Linked DNA regions of Homo sapiens: region 2 is linked to region 1. Evidence: chromatin contacts called from ENCODE Hi-C or POLR2A ChIA-PET data. All regions are on one chromosome and are shown on one strand. The core of a region is the stretch at or near the end of the contact, and the rest is flanking DNA. Distances in the headings are between cores, read along the strand shown. Region 1 holds the start of ARRB2 (arrestin beta 2). Region 2 overlaps LOC105371501 (a long non-coding RNA gene).

Region 1 (5,206 bases), core at 2,363-4,862:
TAGGAAGCTGACCCAGCCCAGACCCTGGTCGCTCCTTGTTTTGGGTTCCTGTCACACCTTGTTTATGTTTTACTTGTGGTGTGGTAGCACACAAGGATAGTTAGCTCCCTCCCTCCTCAGACTGTGAGCCTCAGAGGCCTTATTAATTTAGGCATCTCCAGCACAATGCCAGCCATATCATGAAGATGGTAATGCTGCTAACATTTCAGAGTGACTACTCCATGCCCAGCACTGTTCCAAGTGTTTCAAATGTGTCATCTCTTGTAATACTCTGTTTTTTGAGACAGAGTCTCACTCTGTTGCCCAGGCTGGAGTGCAGTGGTGCGATCTCAGCTCACTGCAACCTCCGCCTCCCAGGTTTAAGTGATTCTCCTGCTTCAGCCTCCTGAGTAGCTGGGATTACAGGAGTGAGCCACCATGCCCGGCTATGTTTTGTATTTTTTTTTTTTTTTTGGAGATGGAGTCTCACTCTATCACCAAGGCTGGAGTAGAGTGGCACGCTGTCAGCTCACTGCAACCTCCACCTCCTGGGTTCAAGCGATTCTCATGCCTCAGCTTCCTGAGTAGCTGGGATTAGAGGTGCCTGCCATCATGCCTGGCTAATTTTTTTTTTGAAACGGAGTCTCACTCTGTCGCCCAGGCTGGAGTGCAGTGGTGCGATCTCGGCTCACTGCGACCTCTGCCTCCCGGGTTCACGCCATTCTCCTGCCTCAGCCTCCCGAGTAGCTGGGACTACAGGCACCCACCACCACGCCCGGCGAATTTTGGTATTTTTAGTAGAGATGGGGTTTCACTGTGTTAGTCAGGATGGTCTCAATCTCCCGACCTCGTGATCCACCTGTCTCAGCCTCCCAAAGTGCTGGGATTACAGGCGTGAGCCACCACGCCCGGCCGCTAATTTTTATATTTTTAGTATAGATGGGGTTTCCCCATGTTGGCCAGGCTGATCTCAAACTCCTGACCTCTAGTGATCCGCCCGCCTCAGCCTCCCAGAAGGCTGGGATTACAGGCTTGAGTCACTGTGTCTGGCCTGTATTTTGTATTTTTTTAGTAGAGACGAGGTTTCCCCATGTTAGCCAGGCTGATCTCCAACTTCTGACCTCAGGTGATCCACCCGCCTCAGCCTCCCAAAGTGCTGGGATTACAGGCGTGAGCCACCGTGCCCGGCCTTAGGTTGCAGTGAGCTGAGATTGAGCCACTGCACTCCAGCCTGGGTGACAGAGCAAGACTTTGTCTCAAAAAATAAATAAATAAATAAATTAATTAAATTAAATAAAACCACCCAGTGATGGAGCTCCTAATATCTCTGTTTTACAGGTGAGGAAACTGAGGCAGAGAGAGGTCAAGTGTTTCAAGGTCACAGAGGGAGTAAATGGTGGGAATTAATAGAAACCAAGGCAGTCTGGCTCCGAGTCCATCCTCTCGATCAATATTACACTATCTGTCTCTGCAGTTGGCATAAATAGTTTGTTGAATTGAAGGTTATTTGCTTTCCAGTTGCTGAAACAATTTAAGCCTGGACTCCACCCATTGCTGGGAGGGTAAGGAAGTGTTTGGCAACCCCAGTGATCTGGCCAATTGTGGGCCTGTTCTTTGAAGCACCACCTTACTCCTTCCAATCCACTCTGCCTCAGCAGTGATCCCTGGAAAGGATCCTCAGATAGATAGCAGAAACGTGAAATCCTGCCAACTAGCCCATCCCTCTTCCAAGTCTACCACCCCATTCCCAGAGGACCCCAATGGGCAGGTTACCACAGTGTCTGGGTAAGACCTAACCATCTTTCCATCTGGTCTCCAGCTCTGACAGCTGGAGCATATAGGAGAGCAATGACCCTGGCCTTTGGCCCTACATGGTTTCTACCATAGGCCCAGTTTCTGCTACAACTTCACTTGCCCCTTCTTCCCAGAAAGCCAAGCTGTCCAAAGGTTGTAAGGCAAAGGGTATGGAGGGCCCCAGGTATTCCTAACCAATAAAAGAGAATACACATCGATATGGTAGCCGCTAGAATAAACACCCTATCTTTCATCCCAACTTGGGAGCTGAGTGCCGTGGCATCATCCAGGCTCTCCCTCCCCTTTGCTTCTGGTTTTCCTCTTTGTCCCAGGGTGTCCTCCCATTAGGAGCCCTGGCACAGGGCTGTGACAGCCACAATCAGTGGGCCAACTGGAGTGTGGTTCTGGGGCAATTGCCCTGGAGCAGCTGCAAGGCACTTGCCCTTTGGATCCTAACCCAGCCACCTCCTGCCAGGCTGGGGAGGAGCAGCGTGCATATACTAGGCTGGCCAAGGAGGCAGAGTGTGGGGATGACCAGGGAGGTGCCCAGTGGGAGCAGGGGTAGCTGAAGCAGATGTCCTTTCACACTTCCTGCTATTCGCTCCATTTCCTGTGGCCCAGAATTTCATGGGGGTGAGGGAAATTGTGCCAAGTTAGCAGTCTCCTTTGGTCCATCCGTCCCACTCCCTGAACCACATGACGGAAATCAGGGGCCTCCCACAAGTCAGCAACTTCCCCTTTCTCTGGGATGTTTAAACCCTGATCCAGGAGACGGATCATCTCTCTGATGATCTCTTTCTGATGCTCGTCTACTTGATGCTCAGAAACCCGGGTTCTCATACTCTATAGGTTGGAAGTGGGGTTGATATGATGTTTTGCAGAGCAAGCCAGAGCTCAGGACCAATTCCCTATTCCTGATACCCTCTGAGTTGAGGCCTACAGCCCCAACCTTTTCGTCTTTTGCTCCCGCTCCCCTGCGACTCAGGCATCCACCCCTTGCCCCTTGGGGGTGTTGAGTCACAACAGGAAGTGGATTTTGCTAGAGACCAAAAAAGAGAACTCGGGGTATCAGTGGAAGGAAAGAGCCTCGATTGCACAGAAAACATCCGGGGAGTGGACGCGCGCCCAGGGTGAATACTGCCTCCCCCACCCCCAGAGAGAGGGATACGATCTAGTTTCAGGGAGGGTCGCCACGCACTCGGCTCCCCCAAGATGAAGCTGTTGCTCCTGGCAACCCAAGGGAAGGTAGAAGTTTGGGTGAGGAGCCACCCGGCCCTCGGGACAGGTGTGGGCAGCGCGACTACCTGGGGGATATTGGATAGGAGGCTTTCCATTGGCTTGGCGCGAGTCTGGAGTGGATCCCCCCCGTCCCGGCATCCAGCCTCCCCGTACACGACCCCTCGGGGCCAGCCACCTGCTCCTCCTTCCTCCATCCCTGCATCGCAGCCTGCACGGGAGAGCCCAGTAGTCTGGCCCCACATCCCTGCGAGAACCCCGACACCGGTTTTTCTGATCCCCCTCAGGCCTCGCTTTCTGCAGGGGCCCGGGCATTTCCCCCCCACCCTCATTATCCTCGAGGACCTGCGCGTGCGGCCCCGGATGGCTGTCCCTAGGGACCCAGGCGTCCGGCCCCCAGATCCTCTCCGCTGCGCCCTCGTCTGGGACCGTCCCAGCCCCCGCCCCGAGCCGCCGCCCATGCCCCGCCGCGTGGCCCCACCTCCCTTACCTGGTCCCGGGTTTCTCCCCCATGGTGCGCGCGCCCGCCGCCCGCTCGGTTCGCGGCTCGCTCGCAGCCTCCTCGCCCGCTGCCAAGATCCCTGCTCCTCCCCGCGCCAATGCGCACGCGCGCCCTCCGCGCTCTCGCCTCTTCCCCCTCCCTCCCGGCCCCGCTCTGGTCTTGGGGAACCGGGGCCAGATGCGTCAGCCGGATCGCGCGCGCCGCGGCGCTGCCCGCCCTCTCCTAGCAGACACGCGGGGCCATTGGCTCCGCCCCCAGCCCTTCGCGCTCCTTCCCAGCCTGGTAGCCCTCCCCCGCGCGCGGGGCCAGCTCCCACTCCTCCCGCCCATCTCCCCGCCCCGCTGCAACCCCTTGAAACCGATTGGACCCCCCTAAACCAAGGCGCCCGCCTTCCAGGGGATCTAAGTCTTTCGATTGGCCTTCGGCATCCAGAACCTGCAGGGGTCTCCTCCCCTTTGTTTGCTTTCTCAGTGGCGGTGGGGGCGACCGGGCTGCTGGGGGCGGTGGAATGAGCTGAAGCGCCGTCTGGGAAGGAGGATGGTGGGGGGGAACACGTGGGTGAGCGGTTCAATTGCGTGATGCTTGCTTCAGTGCGCGCCGCTCACCTGCTCCACTCGGAGCGTGCCGCCTTCTGTGGCCAGCCCTCCCGCTTCTTCACTGCAGCGTGTCAGCTCCTCCTGGTGTTTGCATTTGATCTTCGCAGGGTTCCCTTTTCCAATGTCTCTGACTATCCATCTCCTTCACCCACCCATCCCAGCTAACATCCACTCACTCACCCGCTCCCATCCATCGGTCCATCTATGGACCCATCCATCCGTGCCTATGTTATGCTATTCACTATGCCAATCGATGGGGACACATACGAATTACCATGGCCCCTGCCTTCCTAGAATAGTTGAGGAGACACATACACAGGTATTACCCAGGAATGCTATTACAGAGGTCTGAGTCAGAAGACACAGCCGCTAACAGCAATTGGCCCGGGCGGGGGTGGAGGGAGTGCAGGCTGTCCAGAGCGGGGAACAGATGAGGACAGTCTTTCTGAAGGATGCGCAGAAGTTTTTTTTCTTTTTCTTGTTTTTTTTTTTTTTTTTGAGACAGAGTCTCACTCTGTCGCCGAGGCTGGAGTGCAGTGGTGAGAGGTGACAGCGTGCTGGCAGCTCTCACTCACTCTCGGCGCCTCCTCGGCCTTGGAACCCACTCTGGCCGCGCTTGAGGAGCCCTTCAGCCCGCCACTGCACTGTGGGAGTTCCTTTCTGGGCTGTCCAAGGCCGGAGCCGGTTCCCTCAGCTTGCGGGGAGGTGTGGAGGGAGAGGCGCGGGCGGGAACCCGGGCTGCGCGCGGTGCTTGCGGGCCAGCGCGAGTTCCGGGTGGGCGTGGGCTCGGCGGCTCCGCACTCGGAGTGGCCGGCCAGCCCCGGGCAGTGAGGGGCTTAGCACCTGGGCCAGCAGCTGCTGTGCTCAATTTTTCGCTGGGCCTTAGCTGCCTTCCCTCGGGGCAGGGCTCGGGACCTGCAGCCCGCCATGCCTGAGCCTCCCCTCCCCCTCCGTGGGCTCCTGTGCGGCCCGAGCCTCTCCGACGAGCACCGCCCCCTGCTCCAAGGCACCCAGTCCCATCGACCACCCAAGGGCTGAGGAGTGCAAGCACATGCGGACTGGCAGGCAGCTCCACCTGCGGCCCCCAAGCGGGATCCAC
Region 2 (5,451 bases), core at 2,551-5,050, 340 kb before region 1:
TTCTGCACTTCTTTATTCTCAGGACTCCTTCCGCTGAGTATCAGTTTGTCCTAGCTCCTGGCAACAAATAAATGTCAGGTATTCTTCCTCTGTTCCAAACCTTTCAAAGCTGTAGAGAAGCTGTTATTATAGAGTTATAAAATATTAATGCCACAAGAAACTTAAAAATCAGCCAGTCCAAGCCCCTCATTTAGCAGTTGCCCAAAATGAGGCACAAAAATCCGGAGACCTCCTCGTGGCTTGGTGTAGTGTCCAAGCTGAGATCTGACCAGCACTTTGGGAGGTCATGGCAGGAGGATCACTTGAGCCAGGAGTTCCAGATCAGTCTGTGCAACATGGCAAAACCCTGTCTCTACAAAAATTAGCTGGTTGGCTGGGTGCAGTGGCTCACACCTGTAATCCCAGCACTTTGGGAGGCTGAGGTGGGCGGATCACCTGAGGTCAGAAGTTTGAGATCAGCCTGGCCAACATGGTGAAACCCCATCTCTACTAAAAATACAAAAACTAGCCAGGCATGGTGGCACATGCCTATAGTCCCAGCTACTCGGGAGGCTGAGGCAGGAGAATCCCTTGAACCTGGGAGGAAGAGGTTGCAGTGAGTTGAGATCGTACCATTGGATTCCAGCCTGGGCAACAGAGTGAGATCCTTCTAAACAAAAAAATAGCTAGATATGGTAATGCAACGCCTGTAGTCCCAGCTACTTGGGAGGCTGAGGTGGGAGGATTGCCTGAGCCTGGGAGGTCGAGGCTGTGTTGACTAATGATCACGCCACCGTACTCCAACCTGGGCAACAAGAGCGAGACTCAGTCTCAAAAAAAAAAAAAAAAAAAAAAAAAATCTGTAGTCCTGTTGCCCTTTATTCACTTGGCTTATAGGTGTTATTTTGTCTTTCATTTTCTTTTCTTTTTTTCTTTTTTTTTTTTTTTTTTTTTGAGACGGAGTCTCGCTCTTGTTGCCCAGGCCAGAGTGCAGTGGCGTGATCTCAGCTCACTGCAGCTTCTGCCTCCCTGATTCAAGCGATTCTCCTGCCTCAGCCTCCCGAGTAGCTGGGGTTACAGGCGCCCACCACCACGCCCGGCTAATTTTTGTATTTTTAGTAGAGACAGGGTTTCACCATGTTGGCCAGGATGGTCCCGAAGTCCTGACCTCAGGTAAGCGACCCGCCTCGGCCTCCCAAAGTGCTGGGATTACAGGCCTGAGCCACGGTGCCTGGCCTATCTTTCATTTTCAAAGCTTGTTTTTGAGTGGTGGCATGGGGCACACCCCTGTACTGCTAATGCAAAGGAATATTAGAATCACCATTTGTGAAAGAAACTTGGCAGTCTGTTACAAGAGCCTCAGCTATGTCATACAGTTTCACCCAATAATTCTATTTCAAGAGACTTATCCAGGAAAAAAAAAAAAAAAAAGACCAAAATAAGAAAAGCTTTGTAATGAGCCCTTGTTGCTTTTACCTACCCAGTGCCTCTGTTCCTCTTCTGGTAACTGAATTCCTCCTTCATCTACCAATTTATAGCAGCAGGGTTTGAGATTCTTTCACTGAATTCCAACCAATCAAATTATCTGAAAAGTATTATTTTTCTTTTTTCAGACAGGGTCTCGCTCTTTCACCCAGGCTGGAGCACGGTGGTGTGACCCCAGTTCACTGAAGCCTCAACCTCCTGGGCTCAAGGGATCCTCCCACCTCAGCCTCCTGAGTAGCTGGGACTATAGGTGCACATCAGCATGCCCAACTAAATTTTATTTTTTGTAGAGATGGGGTTTCGCCATGTTGCTTGGGCTGGTCTCGAACTCCTGGGCTCCTGCGATCCGCCCATCTCAGCCTCCCAGAGTGCTGGGACTACAGGCATGGGCCATTGCACCTGGCCTTTAAAATATTCTTTTCTTTTCAAGTGAGAAATGGTATCCTACTGATGTCTTAATTTGCCTTTCTTTGATATATACAGTCAGGGAGAGCATCTTTTCCACATGTCTATTGGCCATGTGTATTTCCCATGAAATATTTCATACCACCCCCCTCACCATTTTACAATATGATCTTTATCAATGTCACAGTGATAGGATATGTCTCTAACCTGTATCTTTTATTTTCTTTCTTTCCTTTTTTTTTTTTTTGATACGGAGTTTTCCTCTTGTCGTCCAGTCTGGAATGCAATGACATGATCTCGGCTCACCACAATCTCCGCCTCCCGGGTTCAAGCAATTCTCCTGCCTCAGCCTCCCGAGTAGCTGGGATTACAGGCATGTGCCACCATGCCCGGCTAATTTTGTATTTTTAGTAGAGACAGGGTTTCGCCATGTTGGTCAGGCTGGTCTCGAACTCCTGACCTCAGGTGATCCACGCCCCCTTAGCGTCCCAAAGTGCTGGGATTACAGGCACGAACTACTATGCCTGGGATTAACCTGTATCTTTTGACTTATTAACTTGTCTGTGCTTACTGGAGTGGCACTCTGAGCTGAGCCTGGACAGGTGAGACTATTTCTAGAGGTTTGTCTATTCTATATATTTCATATAAACAGGATCATACAATATGTTGGAATTGCATCTTTATGTCTCTTTTCAGTAGTCCAATGGCACAATCTCAAAAACAGTCTAACTTCTGAACTTTTGCATACTGTTTGTTTGTGTTCTTCACATCTGGATTTGGCGTTCCCACGCTGGAATGCTGTTTGGGGGGATGATACGCAATCTTCTCTCAGTCTCCATGGTAATCGCTCTGAACTCACCGCCCAGCTGTAGGGCAGCGCTTGCATGTGATCATGATAAACTGCAATATGCATTCAACTGAAATAGAAAAGCAGCTCAAGGATGCACAGCGAAGCTGTGGTTTTTTTTGTTTTTGTTTTTGTTTTTTTGTTTTTTTTTGAGACGATGTTTTGCTCTTGTCGCCCAGGCTGGAGTGCAATGGCAAGATCTCGGCTCAGTGCAACCTCCGCCTCCCAGGTTCAAGTGATTCCATGCCTCAGCCTCCTGAATAGCTGGGATTACAGATGCCTGCCACCACACCCGGCTAATTTTTGTATTTTTAGTAGAGACGGGTTTTCACTGGTCTCGAACTCCTGACTTCAGGTGATCCACCTGCCTCGGCCTCCCAAAGTGCTGGAATTACAGGTTTGAGCCACCGCATCTGGCCTGCAGTGAAGCTTTCTAAGTCTATCTTTTCCTTTCTCCTTTCCTTCCTCGTGTCCCAAAGGCAGGAATATGCCCCTCCTCTTGAAGTTCCTCTGATTGTCCAGTCCTCCACGGAAAATCTTATTATTTGTTTATCAGACCAGAAGCAAAATAAATGCCCTTGAAAGGTGACAAGCAACAGCGTGAGGAGGACCTCGCTTGCCCAGGCAGCTTCCTCCAATCCCACCCTTGCCCCACACCAGAACAGAGGATAATTTCAGCACCCGTGCCTGGGAAGACACCCAAAATGAGTGTCTGTAGTTTGTCCCCTCTTTGAAAGAATGCAGGGCTTGAGAAGGCTCACTTTCCCTGCAGGCCTCTGTCTGGTGCCAGATGTAGGCTCTGTGAAAAGAAGCACAGCTATAACCGGGAGCCTTAAAATAGTCAAAGTTTCTATAACAGAAATTATTAGTGGTGTAGGGGAGCAAAAACAGGCAAAAGAATAGCTGCTTTGAGCTTCAGGCTTTCATTGTGGTTAATAGACAATTGAAATCAAAGAAACATGTTTACTTCTTTTTTCTTTTCTTTTTTTTTTTTTTGACAGGATGTTGCTCAGACTGGAGTGCAGTGGTGCGATCTGGGCTCACTGAGGCCTCAAACTCCTAGGCTCCAGGCTGGGGTGCTGTGGTGTGAACTCAGCTCACCGCAACCTCCACCTCTGGGCTCAAGCGATTCTCCTGCTTCAGCCTCCTGAGTAGCTGGGACTATAGGTACACACCACCACACCTGGCTAATTTTTTTTTTTTTTTTTTTTGAGACAGAGTCTTCCTCTGTCACCAGTCTGGAGTGCAGTGGCATGATCTTAGCTCACTGTAACCTCCGCCTCCTGGGTTCAAGCCATTCTCCTGGCTCAGCATCCCGAGTAGCTGGGATTACAGGCGCCCACCACCACACCCAACTAATTTTTGTATTTTTAGTAGAGACAGGGTTTCACCATGTTGGTCAGGATGGTCTTGGTCTCCTGACCTCGTGATCTGCCCACGTCGGCCTCCCAAAGTGCTGGGATTACAGGTGTGAGCCACCGCTCCTGGCATTTTTTTTCTGTAGAGATGGGGTTTTGCCATGTTGCCCAGGCTGGCCTCGAACTCCTGGGCTCAAAGCAATCCTCCCTCCCCGGCCTCCCAAAGTTCTTGGATTACAGCATGAGCCACCATGCCTGGTGGAAATCCATGTGGAACATGTTTGTTTTCCCTCCACTGGGTTGTAGCCCAGCTTTCACTCCACTATTTGTGTTATTTCTCCACCTCCCACTTCAGCACCTCAGTCTCTTTCATCCTAAGAAAATCCACCTCACCCTGTGGAATTAAAAACATTTAAACCAGCCAGGCACGGTGGCTCACGCCTGTAATCCCAGCACTTTGGGAGGCCGAGGCAGGTGGATCACCTGAGGTCAGGAGTTCAAGACCAGCCTGACCAACATGGTGAAACCCCGTCTCTACTAAAAATACAAAAATTAGCTGGGCATGGTGGTGGGCGCCTGTAATCCCAGCTACTCGGGAGGCTGAAGCAGGAGAATCGCTTGACCCCAGGAGGCGGAGGTTGCAGTGAGCCGAAATCGCACCATTGCACTCCAGCCTGGATGACAAGAGCAAGACTCCATTTAAAAACAAAACAAAACAAAAAACAAAACAAAAAAAAACCCTTTAAACCAAAGAATTTGGATGCAGATTGAAATGGTTAGAAAATGTGGCCGGGCATGGTGGCTCACGCCTGTAATCCGAGCACTTTGGGAGGCGGAGGCAGGTGGATCACCTGAGGTCAGGAGTTCAAGACCATCCTGGCCAACATGGTAAAACCCCGTCTCTACTAAAAATACAAACATTAGCAGGTGTGGTGGTGTGCGCCTGTAATCCCAGTTACTTGGGAGGCTGAGGCAGGAGAATTGCTTGAACCCAGGAGGCCGAGGTTGCAGTGAGCAGAGATCGCGCCATTGCACTCCAGCCTGGGGAACAAGAGTAAGACAACATCTCAGAAAAAAAAAAAAAGAAGAAGAAGAAAAGAAATGGTTAGAGAATGCAAGGCCCTGGGTTAGTCATTAGCCTTTGTTTTTCAGAAGGACAAGAAATAAGGTGGGGAAATTTTTACATACCAGTGGCCATAAAATTTAAGTTAAATCTTGACTTATTCTGTATCTTGGCCCGCTAAAACTGGGTTTCAGTTTGTTTTGATTTTCTATAAGGGGCAAGGAGCTTTTCCTTCCTCCTAGAAAGGTCATTTTCATAACTGTGAGAATTGTCACTTTGCAACCTTGAAACCTTGAGTCTGATCATGTTTATTA

Evidence for each region. A loop is a pair of places that touch in the nucleus more often than their neighbours do. ChIA-PET counts read pairs that join two places held with the same protein, here RNA polymerase II (POLR2A). Pooled maps may share reads with other maps.
Region 2: a loop to region 1 is called in a pooled map, with 3 times the contacts of the local background. The contact joins the enhancer-like site here to the promoter of ARRB2 in region 1. A Hi-C loop is called at or near these places in 1 of 37 single-sample maps with no recorded cell type and 8 of 50 pooled maps. POLR2A ChIA-PET finds 5 or more read pairs at or near these places in 5 of 52 experiments (AG04450, GM10248, OCI-LY7 and 2 more).

What each region holds. Positions count from the first base shown.
Region 1 is chr17:4,709,038-4,714,243 of GRCh38, reverse strand. It overlaps ARRB2 (arrestin beta 2), which reads right to left and starts at 3,612. Exons shown (of 15, transcript NM_004313.4): 1 at 3,500-3,612. The coding sequence starts at 3,522. RefSeq lists a silencer at 3,366-3,895 and an enhancer at 3,825-3,994.
Region 2 is chr17:5,047,725-5,053,175 of GRCh38, reverse strand. It overlaps LOC105371501 (a long non-coding RNA gene), which reads right to left. Exons shown (of 4, transcript XR_002958101.2): 4 at 1-57. Among named protein-coding and RNA genes, the nearest start is that of SLC52A1, 15 kb to the right of the region's middle. Within about 2 kb of position 3,800, at least 11 of the 41 ENCODE cell types and tissues checked have a DNase peak (open chromatin) inside an H3K27ac peak, as active enhancers do; they include OCI-LY7, where a contact is called at or near this core.